Regions from separate parts of the Homo sapiens genome. Here region 2 is linked to region 1. A link is a loop called in an ENCODE intact Hi-C map of the cell type or tissue named here. Cell type or tissue: heart left ventricle. All regions are shown on one strand.

Region 1 (8,000 bases):
TTTTGGCTGTTATTGAGAAGTAGCTTATGACTATCTAATGAGAAGCAACTGTTATTAGTGCTCAGGGAACCAATGTTTTCTAAATTATATACATATTTATATATTCATATATAACATATATAACATGTATATTTATAACATATTTATTTAAATATTTATAACATACATAATATATAAATATATTTTTATATAACATATATAAATACATTTATATAATTATAACTCTAAGGACTGAGATGTCCTTGGCTTCTCATTTTCTCTAAGTTCACAATTAAAGCTATTAACTCAATGGCCCAGGATACCATAAACCTGGTGAATTCAGTTATGTGTGCTCCGTCTACTTGAGCTCTCTGCATATGTGCTTGGACCTAAGGCCAGAGAGAAATGAATAAAATGTTAGTGGCAACTTTTTCTGGAGGAGAGCAAATTGCCTGTAGATATGTCATAAACATATCATGTCTGTATTCTAATCTTAGGTGAGCTCTGGGGAGTATTGATTCTGTATGATGTTCTAATGGTCTGATGTTGCTGATATGCTAACTAAAAGTACCATCACAACTTTTTCTTGTTGCTGTATGGTCTTATAACCCAAATAAAATGAATACATACAACAATAAAGGGAGTAAAAAATCATCTTGCAAAATTTCTAATCTATATATTCATGTTTTCAAAATATTTTATGAAACCTAAAATTTTAGTTATTGAGGTTACTAAAGTCCCAAAAAACAATTAGATCTGGATTATTATTTTTGAAGTCATCTACATTTTTTATCCCCTAAGATCAGTATTTTATTTAATAATCTATAGTAATGTTAGATTTAATTTAAAATAAAATTTCTGAAAGTGAAAATTATTCATTTTAACATGAATATTCATATAGAATAAAATATCAAAATATGCTTATTTTCCAATATTTTTATTCTCAACTTGTTTCTCATAGCTACTATTCACTCTACCAAAGGACTGAAATTACCCATACATGAAGTATTACTCGTAGTTCAGTGGCCACGCTTATTTCCAATAAGCCCAGATGTTTGCTTCTCAACCAAGACTCTAAATAGATACTATATGAGCTACTGTACCACCTGAGAGAGAACCCTACTTGCCATTGATGTGTATTGTGAACATAATATACGTGATAGGTAAGCCATAGATAATGAACAGTTAGCCTACATGAATAATGTCAATGTTTTAGTAAACAGGAGTATATATAAAAATTGGTAAGTAAATAATAGGATTATATATAGATGCAAAGAGAGAGAGCTATGTTGAGGAATGACTAAGCTAATGTGATTATTAATCAAAATAATTAGACTTCTCATCTTTAAAACTAGTATTCCTAAATGCTTCACTCCTCCTTGCCTTCAAAAGGAGATAGATTATATTTCTACCTTCACTGGACATATTCAAATTGAGATAGAAATGGGAGTGTGTACACTGAAGGAAGTAAGGAAAAAAAAAGCAAGAAAATTTTCAATTTCTTTAAGACTAAAAATAATAAATACTATTAGCAAACATTTGCTGAATTGCTTACTTTTTCACAAGGATTGTACCATGTGCTTCACATATGATAAAGCTCCACAAAGTCAACCTGAAGTGGTTAGTAACACATGCCCATTTTACTCATGAGTAAACTGAGGTTCATGAAGGGCAAGTGATATGTCCTGCTTCATATGGTTAGTATGAGGCAAGGTAAGAATGCAAATCCAGGTTTAACAACTGTGTGCTACTGCACAATATTAATAGTTAACAAAATACTGACGATATGCCGGACATATTACTAAACACTTTACATGCATTGATTCATTGAATCCATATAACAACTCCAGGAGGCAGGGTGTGAATTAGAAGAAGAACATCGACAAATCAAAAGGCTTCCTTTTCTTATGAGACTTTCTGAAAAGTTTCCACACAAGTTAGCAACATTAGCAAACAACTTCAGAAAGTAAATATTTGTTGTCCTAGTGATTGTATTTCTAGGAAGCTAGCCCAAGAAGACAGCCAGAAATATTCAGATAGATTGATGTTCAAGGATGAATATTTTTTGTAATGTTACTCAATATTAACAGTGAAAATAAGTTCATAGGTTAAATGTTGAAAAATAGAGACAGAGTTGATAAATTACATAAGATTGGCTATCATGAAATAGTAAAATATTTCTGTATAATACAATATTATATATACAAAAATATAAATATATAAATATATAAACAGTACTATATATACAAAAATACATAATATGAAAAAATGAATAGGAGAAAATGGAAGATAAAAGAAAAGGATACTAACTATAGTTCCATTTATTTGTGCTTCTAGATTTTTTTCCAATCCTCTATAATAAATATATACCACTCATATATTTAGGACAAATGAACTTTATTAATAAAGGTCTATCTACTTTTTTTCATAGTCATTTCCTTCTTTTGCCAGTATCATACCCCCAGAAGTATTCTGGTCTATCTCAGGCTCACATGGCTTGAATTCCATTCAAATTCTGTAGATGATTCTTCTCAGAATCATCTGCTTTTGCCTGTTGTTGATTGGATAATGCTCCTATCACTTTACTTCTACAGCCATCCACATTCTCTAACATCTTGGCATAAAATAATTAGACCAGTGCTCCTGAAACTGTAATGAACATATGGTTTCACTTAATAGGTCTGAGGTGGTACCTGGGATGCTGCATTATTTACAATCCTGAATTATGCCAATACTACTGGCCCCCAGAACACACTTGAGTGGCAAGAGACAACAGATCTTCCTGGAAACATCTCAGATGTTAACATATCCAGCTTCAGTCACAGTGGCTCCCTCATGCCTTGTTCAGTATTTCTCAGAATGATATCATCTAAGTTTTGGAATCACCTGATGTCCTATTTAAAAATGCAAAAAGGTAGCACCTAAAAAGGAAACTGAATTTTTCTTGTAAAGTATATTTATTGTTTCAAACTCCAAGATGGTTTTTATGGATAAAAACATTGTGAAAATTTCTAACCTTGTGGCTGAACTGTTTATCTGTGGCAGATAGAGCTAGTTTATTACCAAAAATCTGTTTCTTCTTCCAGGACCCTCAGCTAGCTGATATTACCAAGCTGCCCTGTACTTAGGTATGGATATGTGACTACAGTCTAGCCAATGGCATGCAAGCAAAGTGAAACAGGCCATTTCTAAAACCAGTCTTCTTAGAGACTACAAGCATTCTTCTTCTTTAATAGCCAAACGCAGATGACATTGAGGCCTTAGGGAGTGGTGAGCCACAAGGTGGAAGCAGCCTGAGTTCCTCAATGACCACTTGGAGGAGACAACACACTCATTTACCAGGAACATGTGTGGTGGGCTGTTAAATCAGTGAGAAACAAACATCTATGTGTTGGAGTCATTATTCATTTCGAAGTGTGTTTTTATATCAGCATAGCCAATTGGAACGGATATACCAATTGATAAAAGGTTAGATTAAAATCTGCCACTTTGCTGGCTGCTTTCTATTTGTTCCACACTTTTAATTTTTTTCCTCTTTTCTGCCTTCTCTTCTGCTAATTGAACGTTTTACGATTTTATTGGATCTCTTCTGTTGACTTAGTATTTAGATTTCTTTAAATTGTTTAGTAGTTGTCATCTCATTTACAATACACATCTTTAATTAACCATAATCTATCTTCAAATAACCAGTCACACACAGGGAAGGAGCTGCTAACAGTATATTCTCAATTCCTTCCATGCAGCCTTTGTGCTCGTGTTTCCCTGTTACTTTTACATAAATAAACTGATAATATATTGCTACTATTTTTTTTTTACTTTAGTTAGTCAGTTATCTCTTAGAGCAATTAAAAATAAGGAAAAAATGATCTCATCTTGACTTATTCCATTTCTGAGTTCCCTGAAGGAACTTGGCTAGAATAAAAATGGCAGAGGTTCAAATCCTGGGTTTTGGTGAACACTCACTTTTTGGAGGTGGGAGAAAGAAGATGAGTTAATGAAAGAGACAAGGAGTTCAGGAGGAAGTTCAATGTCACAAGCCAGGGTAGAAAACGTTTCTCCAAATACATACCACAGTGATGAGTGCAACAGATGGTTAAGGAAAATGACAGCTGAGAAAATCCACTGGATTTATGCCATTGACAAATTTTGAAGTTGATCATTTCAGCAGAATGGGAGGACAGGATAGAGCTGGCAGAAGATTTCAAAACAAACGAAGAGCATACAGCCTACTGCTTAAGAAGTCAGTTTCAGAAGACAGACTTCCATTTGAACCTGTTGTGCCATTTTAACTGTGTGATTTTGATAATGTTTGTTCAACCTCTGTTCCCTCAACTGTAAAATGAGTATAATAGTACCAATTAACAGGCTTGTTGAGGATTCTATGAGATCTTTCATGGAATGTGCTTATCACATAGGTTGGCACATAGCAAAATGCTGGATTTTAAAAGTATATAACAAAGATGTGGAGGCAGACAGAGGACATGTGATAAAAGGAAGAAGAGAGTTGAGGAAGAAGTTGAGGGGGGTATGTGAACAGAGAGATATCTAGGTTATGTGAGAAATATAAGTAGAAAACCATAAAAGACAGAGCTAATTAAATGGAAGTAAGGGATGATGCCATGAATAGAGGAGAAAATTAACAAAGAAAAAATCTTATAGATTAGGATAAGTTTTGGGACCAGGGCAGAAACAAGGAGGTGAGCCAGGAAATAAATAGAAAAAACTGTCCTTTGAGTTAGGGTGTAAGGAGAGACAATACATATATCCCTTAACAGAGATATGTTAAAGGAACAAGGGCCCTGAAGCTTTTGTAGAAAACAAATAACCAATCTCAAAAACACAGTAATTGAGTTCATTGGCTGAGAGTCATACAAAGAGTTCATCTCATTTCTAGCTCCCTAACACTTGCTTCTTTTGGACTCAGCCAGGCCCTGCTCTCACAATAGTCTTCAGTGTGTGCACAAAGAGAAGGGGATGGAGCTAATGGTTATGGGGAAGAGAAGTAGGAAGAGAATGAGAGAGACCACAAACAATATTGTTCTGACAATATCTATTCAGGTGGAGGTCCCCATGTATTTTTCATACTAATCTGCAAATCACAGACTTTTACAACTAGATAATTTAGCCAAAATCCCTTATATGTTTAATGATTGATTGATTTAAAATGAATTAGGCCCCATAGTTCTTAACAAAGAACTTTTGGAGGTTATCAAAAGTTACATAGGGCTGGGCGCGGTGGCTCACACCTGTAATCCCAGCACTTTGGGAGACTGAGGCGGGTGGATCACCTGAGGTCAGGAGTTCAAGACCAGCCTGGCCAACATGGCAAAACCCCGTCTCCACTAAAAATACAAAAATTAGCCGGGCACGGTGGTGTATGCTGAGATCGCGCCATTGCACTCCTGCCTGGGCAACAGAGTGAGATTCCATCTCCAAAAAAACAAAAACAAAAACAAAAACAAAAACAAAAAAAGTCACTTAGGTGGTCAGTTATAGGCAGTTATAGTGATGTATATAGAACTTAGAACTTAGGCCTTTCTGTTCCTGGAATTTCACTAGGAGGTAGGAGGTAAATAACTTCCAGTTCCAAGGTAGATGTTAGTGGGAGACATACCTAATGTTGTGAAAATACAACTAAATGTTAATAAGTTTTTTTAAGTGTATTAAAAGACAAAAGAATTGAAAACAGTGGTTCTGACAAAGAATGAGCAATGTTATAAATATTAATAAGCTAGTGATGGCTTGTGAGAATGTACAGACCAGATTTTTGAAAATAGCAAAAGCAGCAGGCAGTATATATTAGCTTCATGATGTCTGGAATTTCACTTTATCTCATTCCATTATACCTTCAGCATATGGCATAATACCTAGAACATAATAAGTTATTATTCAAATATTCTTGAAGGCATAATTGAACAAATAATGAGTATGGCACAATACTGTATGTAATATCAAGATCAAGGTGCATATAGGCCTATATATTATAAAAACTGAAGACACAGCACTGCATGTTTGAGGACACAAAAATAAAGGAACATTTGAGTGGATCACTACCTATCTTGTTTTCTCCTTAAACCTTCTCCTCTTGGAAGTGCCTCTCATAAAGAAGGGTTTCTGGAAACTGCTCAATGACTCTTTTATTAATCTTGGCTGCAGCTGATTGGACTTAAATTTGGTCAATCACAGTCTTCTCACCCAGACTTAGAACAGACAAAGACAGAATCCGTCTTTATAAGAGGTGAGATGTACAGCAAATGAACTGTGGACCAGTAACTTTTTCCATGAATAACGGAGAGCAGAGAAATTCAATCTCTAGTAAAATGAGAAGTGAAGCATAGGTGAATCAGAGAAACATGGCCTGAATTTCTGACAGATTTTCAGTCCTTCCTGAGGTCCAGCTTCATTCCCTTACCAGCTTTGTTTTTGGAAGTGGGTACTATTATTATCATCCTCATTTTTTAATTGAGGAAACTGAGGCATAGAATGTTTAATATGATCATATATAATGTTACATGTTTGGCAAAAGGTAAAGCTGAGATTCAGAATCAGGTAAAAAAAGACTTCTTTCTAAATCTCTGTTCTTGACTTGTGTGCATAATTTCTCCAAGAAGTTTCCTGAGACACCCCTGTGTCTTCATAATAAATTTTCCTTTTTTGTTTACGGTAGCCTGAGTTGGCTACTGTTGCTGGGAAACAAAGACTAGTAACTAGCATCATTAAGTTAATGACTTGGCAGAGAAGATATTCATTAATACAAAGAACTTTAATACAAAGTAGAATGTCATAGCTATTATGAGAATTATAAACAAAGCTATTCAGAAACACCAGTGAGATGGTTTGTATATTTTGTGGTGGAGCAAGGAAGGGGTGGAGGAGAGGAGGGATAGTGAAAATGTTGTTATAGTTTGCCTCTGAATTGGGCTTTGAAGGATATTGACAAGGGTGGGGAGAGGATGTGGGAAGAGGTATTCTACAGAGAAGAAGCAATGTGGAAAATCATACATACGATGAACATGCCAAGCATGTACTAAGAAGTTTGTTGTTGTTGTTGTTGTTTGTTGTTGGTTTTGTTTTGTTTTTGAGACGGAATCTCGCTCTGTCGCCCAGGCTGGAGCGCAGTGGTGCAATCTCGGCTCACTGCAAGCTCCACCTCCCAGGTTCACGCCATTCTCCTGCCTCAGCCTTACCAGCAGCTGGGACTACAGGCGCCCGCCACCACGTCTGGCTAATTTTTTTGTATTTTTAGTAGAGACGGGGTTTCACCGCGTTAGCCAGGATGGTCTCGATCTCCTGACCTCGGCCTCCCAAAGTGCTGGGATTACAGGCGTGAGCCACCGCGCCTGGCCAGAAGATTTTAATGAGATGTTTATTGTAGGGGCTTTTGGGATATGGATGGAGCATAGCTCCTGATCATGGGAAGCCCTGTGCCTTGCTATAGGATATGAGCTTTATTCTCTATGAAATGAAGGTCTATCTAAGGTTTATGAATAATCATGCCATCATCAGCACTTTTATTTTCTAATTTTGCTAGCAAGGGAGCAATAATTGAGATGGATAGAGGCTGAGAAATATGTAAGTAGAAACATTTGTTAGAAAATTAGTGCAATACATCCAATCATTAGTGATGACTATTTAAAATGAAGCATAAGGAAAAAGATTGTTGTTAAGGAATAAATTTGAGATAAATTTACTAGGTAAAATACTGTCTAAATGAATGAGGAATGACTGAAGAAAGAAATACCATTAACAAAGCACTGAGATCTCTCGCTTAACAACAACTTAATAGAGGGTGGTCCATTAACTGGAGTGGGATATAGAATCATCTTTAGTGAAAGGTGAAAGTTGCTTTCTTGAAAATCATTATAGACATAGAAAACTGGCTATTTACCACGTTTCCTGAAGCATTCCTAATTATTCAAAACTAATTTAAATTCACATTTATCTTTCATTAAATAACTTTTTTTCCACTTCCCCATTTGCAGTTGGAGTGATTTCATGTCTTTGGTAATGTTTATATTTAT
Region 2 (8,000 bases), 130 kb after region 1:
TTTTAGAAATATAATAGGTTTGAAACATTATTTATATTAGAATTTAGGTCTTTGGAAATTTTATTTTTGCAAAAGGGCATTAATATGTGAAGAGATTTAGTTATTGCTTAAGGAACACTTGAAAATCAAAGGGGGATCGCTTCACTAGGAAACTTAAATTTAATCAAAACTTTAAAACATGCCAATTAAGCCAGCTTCATTATACTCTTTTTAACAGAGACAACTACAGAAAATAAAACAGGTCCTAAGAGATAGCTTGAATTACAGAATGAGCAATTTCAACCTCTTGGTCTATTAAGGGAATTTTCTGCAAAACCATTGTCATTAGCAAAAACAGAGACCCACATAATTTAATTAGTGGACCTGTGATAGAATAAGCCTTTCATTCATATTTATTCTTTTTATATTTGATAGTACATTGTTAAACTTCTAATATGTATATGTGTATATATTCATACACACAATATTTAATTTAAGTCTAATAATTCATCAGGGATATATTATCTCTAATATGTAAGCTGAAAAATTAAGGTGTGGCCATGCTCTTGCACACACAAAACCATGGAATAAGTTGGTAACAGAAAAATATCGAGGTTTTCAATATTCTATTGCACACACATAATTATTTCAAAATACAGAATTTTCTATCTGTTCTAACTACAATCAAATTATTTCATATTACAGGAGTCAGGTTTATTCATGATTCTCTCTGCCAGATTCAACAATAGAGAATTAGTTAAGCTCTCTGCTGTGTTGACAGCCTCCAGAAACCATTTTTACCTCATCTCTCCATTAAACTACTATGAGGTCCTATGAGACAAAAAGGTGAGAGAAAAACAGTAATAATATTCATCGATTGGTGCTAAGATCAAACTCTATACCATGTCCCCATTCTCACTGATTTTGTATTCACTTAGCAAATATTTATCATGATGCTACAGTGTGCCAATCATTTTGTTGGACCTTGAACAAATGCTAAGAAGAAGTCCATGGTCTTCATGGGCATGTGATGCTTATGGCCTATAAGGGAAAACATTAATTCATTTGTTCATTCAAAAAGTATTATTGGCCATAAAAAATTAACCAGACATTCTGATAAGTGTTGAGAATCCCGTGGTGAATTGCTTCCTTAGTTTTACTATGCTTAATATCTGCAAAGCAATTAAATATCAAGTAATCATGAAAATAAATATATAATGCATATTATCTACAATAGGTTACTATGCAATAGAAGTCTAACAAAAGCTGCTGGCATGGAGAGTCTGGGAGAGATTTCACGAGAGGGTAACATGCAAGTTGAGGGCGGAAGATTAATTAGAAGTTAATTTGTTGAAAACAATCTTCCTAGCAGAGAGGAAGGTAAGCAAACACTGTGGTTCCAGAGGGAACACAATTTATTATAGAACTCAAAAAAGGCCACTGTGGCTAAAGTGGCAAGAACAAAAAAGAATAGCTTAAGATGATGTTGCTGAGAGATGCAATGAAAAGATCATTTGAAGTTTAGAAAACACATTAAAAGTTTTGGTGTCCACTCTTAAAAGCAATGGAAATTCACGGATGGTTTTGAAACAGAGAAATAGCATTATTTTATTTGAAATAGGGAACACTTTCCAATTAGCTATATAGGCATTGGGTTGAAGAGGGATTCCTGGAAAGTAAGAAGACTACTGCAACAGCCCAGTCATCCATATGAGAGATAATGCCATTTTAAAATTGATTGGTGCAATGAAGTTGGAAAAATAGATTTGAAAGAAATTCAAGAAGTAAAATTGCAGGACTCAGTGATACTTTGGGTGTGAGGGAAATGAAAGAAGATAGTTTCTGGTGTATGGCTCATAGAACTGAATAAATTATACTGGCATTCCCTGCAATAGGAAATATTGCAGAAAGTCCAGTGTTGGAAGAAGTAGAACATTAATAAAATTTTGAAAATGTTTGAGTTTGAGTTGCTTTTGAGATACCTAAGCGATGATGTCAAATGAGCAGCTGAACATCTGGACTGGAATTCAAGAGAAATAGGGGAATGTAAGTCTAGAAAACACTGGTACACAAACAGTAATCAAATCAGTGAGTGTAGATTGTCACTCAAACTCACACTAGGAAGAGTGTAGATAGTGATGGGGCATCTGGATATTTACCCAGTGGATACAAGCCACCGTGCCTGCCAAGGAGACTGAGAAGCCAGAGACATCGGGCTGAAAGCAGTGAAGGTTTGTTAGAAGAGAAGTCTAGGAAGATAAAGTTCAAAAAGCCAAGTGTCAGATGTTAGTGCTGCTGTGAGTTCAATTACGATAAGATAGAAAAAATCACAATTCAACAGTATTGGAACTAAAACAGAATTATTTTTAAAAATTCCCGAGAACACAAAAAGAAGCATAACTCTGGAGGGAGCAAAGGGCTGGACTAAAAAAAAAAAAAAATTTAAAATCTGTACTTGAGAGACAAATAAGAGTTTTCTAGGCAAAGCAGTTGGTGGGTAAAAAGGCAATATTTAGAGAAGGGCTATTATATCTTCAGAATGGGCCAAAAAAGTCTTCATTAAGCTGATGAATGCCCCAGAATTTTATTTCTCGGGAATCCTAGTCATTTTCATTTAACCTGCTTCCATATCTTAGCAGGGCAAATAAGACATCCTTACCTGCAACCAATCTTCTATCATTGTCCATAAAACCCACAAAATGTGTAAATCAGAAAATAAAGAGGGAGAGAGAAATATAATATTCACTCAAAAAGAAAAATCATATAAACTCTCAGACTTAGGAAATATAAGTTAATGGTTCCTGATTAAATAACAGACTGAATTTAAAAAGTCAAGAACATTAAGATAAAAGTTACATCAGGAAGGTCAAAATAGAAGGTAGGAAAATTAAATAGACATATTAACATGTGGGAAGATAAAGGATAACTTTTCACCTCTACCACTGTCATCAACAGGTTTTGAGTTAGATGACCATGGCCATCTTTTAAGTAACGAGAAACAAAATATCTTCTAAAGAACACAAATGCTGAATTCCAATTTGTAAAGATAAGATTGCAATTTCACATATGATACACTAAACTGAGAATACACAATAGAAAATGAATATTTTATATTAGAATAGTTGATTTAAATCCACATGGTACAATTATGCTTAATGACTAAAATATTACAATAACAGAAGTTATTTTGTTCACTAGTCGAATCAGAAATAATCTTGTATCCAGCACCTGTAATTTAACAAGAAGTCCTCACAGTGCTCCTCCTTTATTCCATGTTTCAACATTTTCATAACAATTATCAGTTATTTAATATTTTGTGGAATTTTAGATTTTCAAGTTTTTTAAGGAAAAAGTTAATTTCTTTATACACCTTTTCTTTATTTATCTGACACTGGTTAAGAGTGCATTAAATCATAAGTATATGAATAATATTAAGTTGCCTATTGTCTTAACATGCCCTTTCAGGAACAATGTGGGAATAAATTTTAGTCTGAAATTGCTGTTATTTACACTTTCTTTCAAGTTTGTTGAAGCACAAATACATTTGGGATAATTAATGTTCTGATGGATTATTTCATCCTACTATGTCTTCTTAACCTTCTACCGGTTTCATTCCTTTTTCTGCCTCACATTGTGACAAATTTGTAGTCTTTGTTACACAGTACAAGGAGCACTGAGAATAAGGGCGGTATCCTTGAAGGAATACCTATGAATACAAATTGTATTACGTAATGCATCCCTTTCCAGGAAAACACAGAGAAGGAATTCTTTTCTTTAGGCGACCAGCAAATGGTCACAGGCAGGGATTTTGCAGGGTCTGATCTGTAGAGGCGGGTCGATACATTCACCGAAGAGAGATAACGGGAAACCGTTTAAGGGGTGCGGCCTAACACGACAGAACTGCTGCGGGAAGGGTCCTGGGGTGAGGAGGTGACATAAAGGGAGGAGGGCACCAAGAGGTTGCAGGGAGAGAGGCTGGCTGTCAGTGTGCGCATGAGGGTGGGGACACCCTGGGCCGCGAGGTGGTACCTGCGCGGGGTCGAGCGCCCCTGCCACTGAATCCCCGATCCAGAGATGCTCCCGGAGAAGCTGCTGGTAGCTGAGGCAGTGCTTCACCGCGGATGGCACATTCCCCATGGCGGAGCCTGGGGCGGCAGTCGGCGAGGGGAGGGAGACTGGAGGAGGATGAGGGGCGGGCACCGCGCTGGGAAACTGCGCCAGCTCGGGAGCGCGCCCCTCCGGTGCACTGGCTGTGAGGACCAGAGCTGTTCTGCGCACTGCGGCGGCGCCGAGAGGGCGGGGAGTGGGGCGTGGCAGGTGGCCGCGCCTGGGGCAGCGGGTGCACGGGGCACCTGCGGGAATCGACAGAAATGCCGAGCACCTGAACAGGAGAGAAAGGAGCTGAGCCAGAGGATGTCCAGGGGTGTCTCATTTTCCGCACTACACTGAGCGCCCAGGGCTGACTGTATCTTAACGTGCCCACCTACTTCTCACCTGGCATAGATCAGGTGTAGAAGAAAAGGGGTCTAAAATAAAAGGAAGGGGCGTGAGTGTTTATGTTGATGAGTTCGTTCATTCCCAGCTGCAGCCTTGGGTGCTCAAGTGTAGATTTGCCTACCGTTGAGCTCACGGAGTTTATGCTTTATAACAATAAGCTCTATTTAAAAATGTTTTTGAGGCAATCAGCAAGGTTAAAACATATCCAACAGTCTAATGAAAAGGAAAAGATAGTCTTAAATTAGGTTACATGTCAGAGGTACTCTCAGAGGTACGTTCCTAAATGAGAGGTAAGCTGTAAGTTGGTGCTGCGGTTAAGCGCTGAAATGGAACTGCGTGTTTAAAAGTCTCATGGCACAAAATTATTAAAGCCCTAAGGACTAGATTTATCCAAACGGAAAATTCTATACAAGTTCTTAGGATATTAGAATTGGAGACATTTTTAGTGGAAGAGAGGGTTTGAAAAAATAGCCTTCGAGCAGACCACCGGCCTACCTTCCCCCCCTCACTTTCACATGTAAACTTACGTGTATTGTCACACCCTAATAATCTTCGCAGTGGGTTCAGTGGTTTGCAGCTAAAATGACATAGTCATCAAGAATAGTCTCGTGCAGGATACCTAGGGTCTTCCGGAGACCCAGCCAGGGTGTCCATGGCCAGGAATACGCATCAGCCCTGGTGGCTGATGGAGCAAATGTAAACCAGGAGCCAACCGATGCACACCGTAGTATAAACACACAGAAGAAATTTACCATTCAAAGTCAAACCATCCTTACCACTTGTGTGTTGCATGGGTGGGGGTTTGGGGGGTGGGCAGTGAGACTTCCACAGGTAATAAAAATAAATGGGTTAAGGGAGGAAAAAGACAAAGAGTGGAAGAGAAATCGTGTAGATCCTTCGGTAAAACTGCACTAGAAAGGGCAAAGAGGATGAGGAGGTCATAGTCTTCTTCTCACAGTTAACCAAGGATTTTTTTTTTCTTTTTTCTTTCTTTTTTTTTTTTTTTTTTTTTTTTTTTGAGACGGAGTCTCGCTCTGTCGCCCAGGCTGGAGTGCAGTGGCGCGATGTCGGCTCACTGAAAGCTTCTCCCCCCAGGTTCACGCCATTCTCCTGCCTCGGCCTCCCCAGCTGCTGGGACTACAGGCGCCGGCCGCCACGCCAGGCTAATTTTTTGTATTTTTAGTAGAGACGGGGTTTCACCGCGTTAGCCAGGATGGTCTCGATCTCCTGACCTCGTGGTCTGACCTCCTCGGCCTCCCAAAGTGCTGGGATTACAGGGGTCAGCCACCGCGCCCAGCCGGATGTTTAACCTGGAGAACATTCCCTGAACTGCTAAAGTGAAGTTATCCAATTCCTGGATGCGCTTAAAACTCTGTAAAGCACCAAAACTCCGGTTGTTATTTACCTAAGCATGACTATCATATAGGTGTACATTCATAGAGCTAAATCTATTAGCTGTACCAGCAGAGCTCAGCTGTTAGTTATTGTTCCACTGCAAGTGAAATGGACGGTACTGGTTATATCTATGCTTACTATCATTTTTCTCTCTATATTTAAATTCTGCAACAGGGAACATGATATTTAAAAATAATTTTAAAAGATCCAACTTCAACAACAATAATTTAACAAGGCAACCTTCATAATGGAGTCAACAATCATTCTAAACCTCAAAAAGGATTGGCAATTAAAATTGAAGTCTAAACTTTTGGAGAATAAGACCTCTAAGATAAGTCAGATATGATATGATCTTCTGCTACTAAGAACAAGAACATTTAGGGAAAAAAAAATTATTGCTTAATCGTTTTCTAAATTAAAAGGGTCTGAAGAAAATTTCATATACCAATTAGTTGACCATAGTGATACGTGTTTTTTTACAGAAAAGTCTTATAAATATAAAAGTATTTGTTTTTTATTTTAATTCATATCATATGGAAAATGCTATGATCTCAAATTTTTAAACAAAATTTGTACAAATGCCAAAATCTTAAAGACCAAATATCTTAAGAATGTTTAATCTAATGAATAAACAGGAGTTAAAATAGATGTGATTTTACTGGTAAGTAAAGTTTGGTGTTAATTTATGAATGCTTAAAATTTATACATTTGAAAAGCATATGTTTTTGTACTTAGTATTAATGTACATCTTTCTGTTCTGATTACTCAAATAAAACATTTTCAATATGTACCCCTGTTCTAAAAAGCTCTAGATAAAATGAGAATAAAAAGAAGTTTGTGGAAGGTTCTATAGTTCTCTCTTGCAATATAACAGGTTAGAAGCTTGGGCTCCATTAGAAAAATAAAGAAACCAGTTGTTAAAAACTACGAAGTGAGTAAGTGCCATATCCTGCATCTGCACTCTATACTATGCTTGCTGCATCATATGACTAAGCCATTTTTATTTCATTGCATTTTACTCACTCAAGCAGAAGAAGATACGAACATTCACCTCAAATTAAAGTAAATTTTCTGTTTTCTCTAGTGACTTTATTAATGATTTTACTATGTACAAAAGCATTCAATTCAACCTGTCTCTCCTGAATTATTCTTGACTTCCTTCTCTCCTTAATCCCACCAATCTGTCAACAAGTGATTTGAGTTAAATATCTTGGACTCATCCCTTGCTCTTTTTCTTTTGCTAAGAACTTCTCTCTGCTCCACTTCCTATCTGTTTGACAAGCAACACCATAATGCAGTGGGGAAGGGCCTAAGAGTTGGTTCTAGATTATCTATGATGGGAGCCAGGTTCTAACAGGGACTGAGTGACCCTGGACAACTTTGTTAGCATCTGTATCCACATGTGTAAAAGGGTGACAATAACAGTTCTTACTTGTTGCCAAAATTAAATGACAGAATATATAAAGTGTTCAACATTTGGTCTCTGGCATGTTGTAGGCAGCCAGCAAATGTTAGCTATTATTATTATTAATACAGTAGTCTGGCTTCCTGGGTGATTTTGCACTCAACAATTCATACTGTATAGTCTGAGAGATTTTGAAAATATATATCTGATAAACATTTCTGAACTTAAAATTCTTAGAGGTGTCCCATAACCTCTGGGGGTGGGGGTAAGTCATATTTCTTAAAAATGGTTCAATTAATATTTCATGAAGAGACTCTTAGCAGTCTTTGCAGTCTCAACTCCTACCCATTTTCTAAACTTATCCATAACTTCAGCAATATCAAATTATACATGTTTCCCCAAGTTTTAGGATTATTTCATGTCCTATCACTCTAATTATGTTTCTTATTACAGCAATTTTGAGAAATTCAGAAGATACATAAAGATATCAATGAAGACACCTAGTGTTCTAATTCTAGAAACATTTTAATACATTTTATTTCAGAGAGAAAAAATTAATATTTCTTGTATATACTTTTTGTTTTTCCCATTTTATTTTATTTAAATTATTTGAAACCATGATGCTATTGGCTGTACGATACCTGTATATATGTATACATATATGTATGTACACATACACACATATAATCAAAATCATTTCTTATAATAAGTTTCTAAAGTATAG

What was found. Peaks named below come from ENCODE experiments on the same cell type or tissue, not always from the same donor. Only the 100,000 strongest peaks of a DNase experiment are listed, where the experiment ranks them.
Region 2: it touches region 1 in a loop (2.2-fold over the local background); 3 of 110 quality-filtered maps call a loop at or near these places.

The regions. Positions count from the first base shown.
Region 1 is chr6:55,446,138-55,454,137 of GRCh38, forward strand. The region is part of intron 7 of HMGCLL1 (3-hydroxy-3-methylglutaryl-CoA lyase like 1); the gene reads right to left. Among named protein-coding and RNA genes, the nearest start is that of GFRAL, 120 kb to the left of the region's middle. In heart left ventricle, a CTCF peak has its summit at 3,284 (motif pointing right); no DNase peak of the experiment used is centred here; H3K27ac peaks cover 1,763 bases.
Region 2 is chr6:55,574,940-55,582,939 of GRCh38, forward strand. It overlaps HMGCLL1 (3-hydroxy-3-methylglutaryl-CoA lyase like 1), which reads right to left and starts at 4,253. Exons shown (of 9, transcript NM_001042406.2): 1 at 4,009-4,253. The coding sequence starts at 4,116. In heart left ventricle, no CTCF peak of the experiment used is centred here; a DNase peak (open chromatin) is centred at 4,202; H3K4me3 peaks cover 2,725 bases; H3K27ac peaks cover 2,183 bases; H3K27me3 peaks cover 684 bases.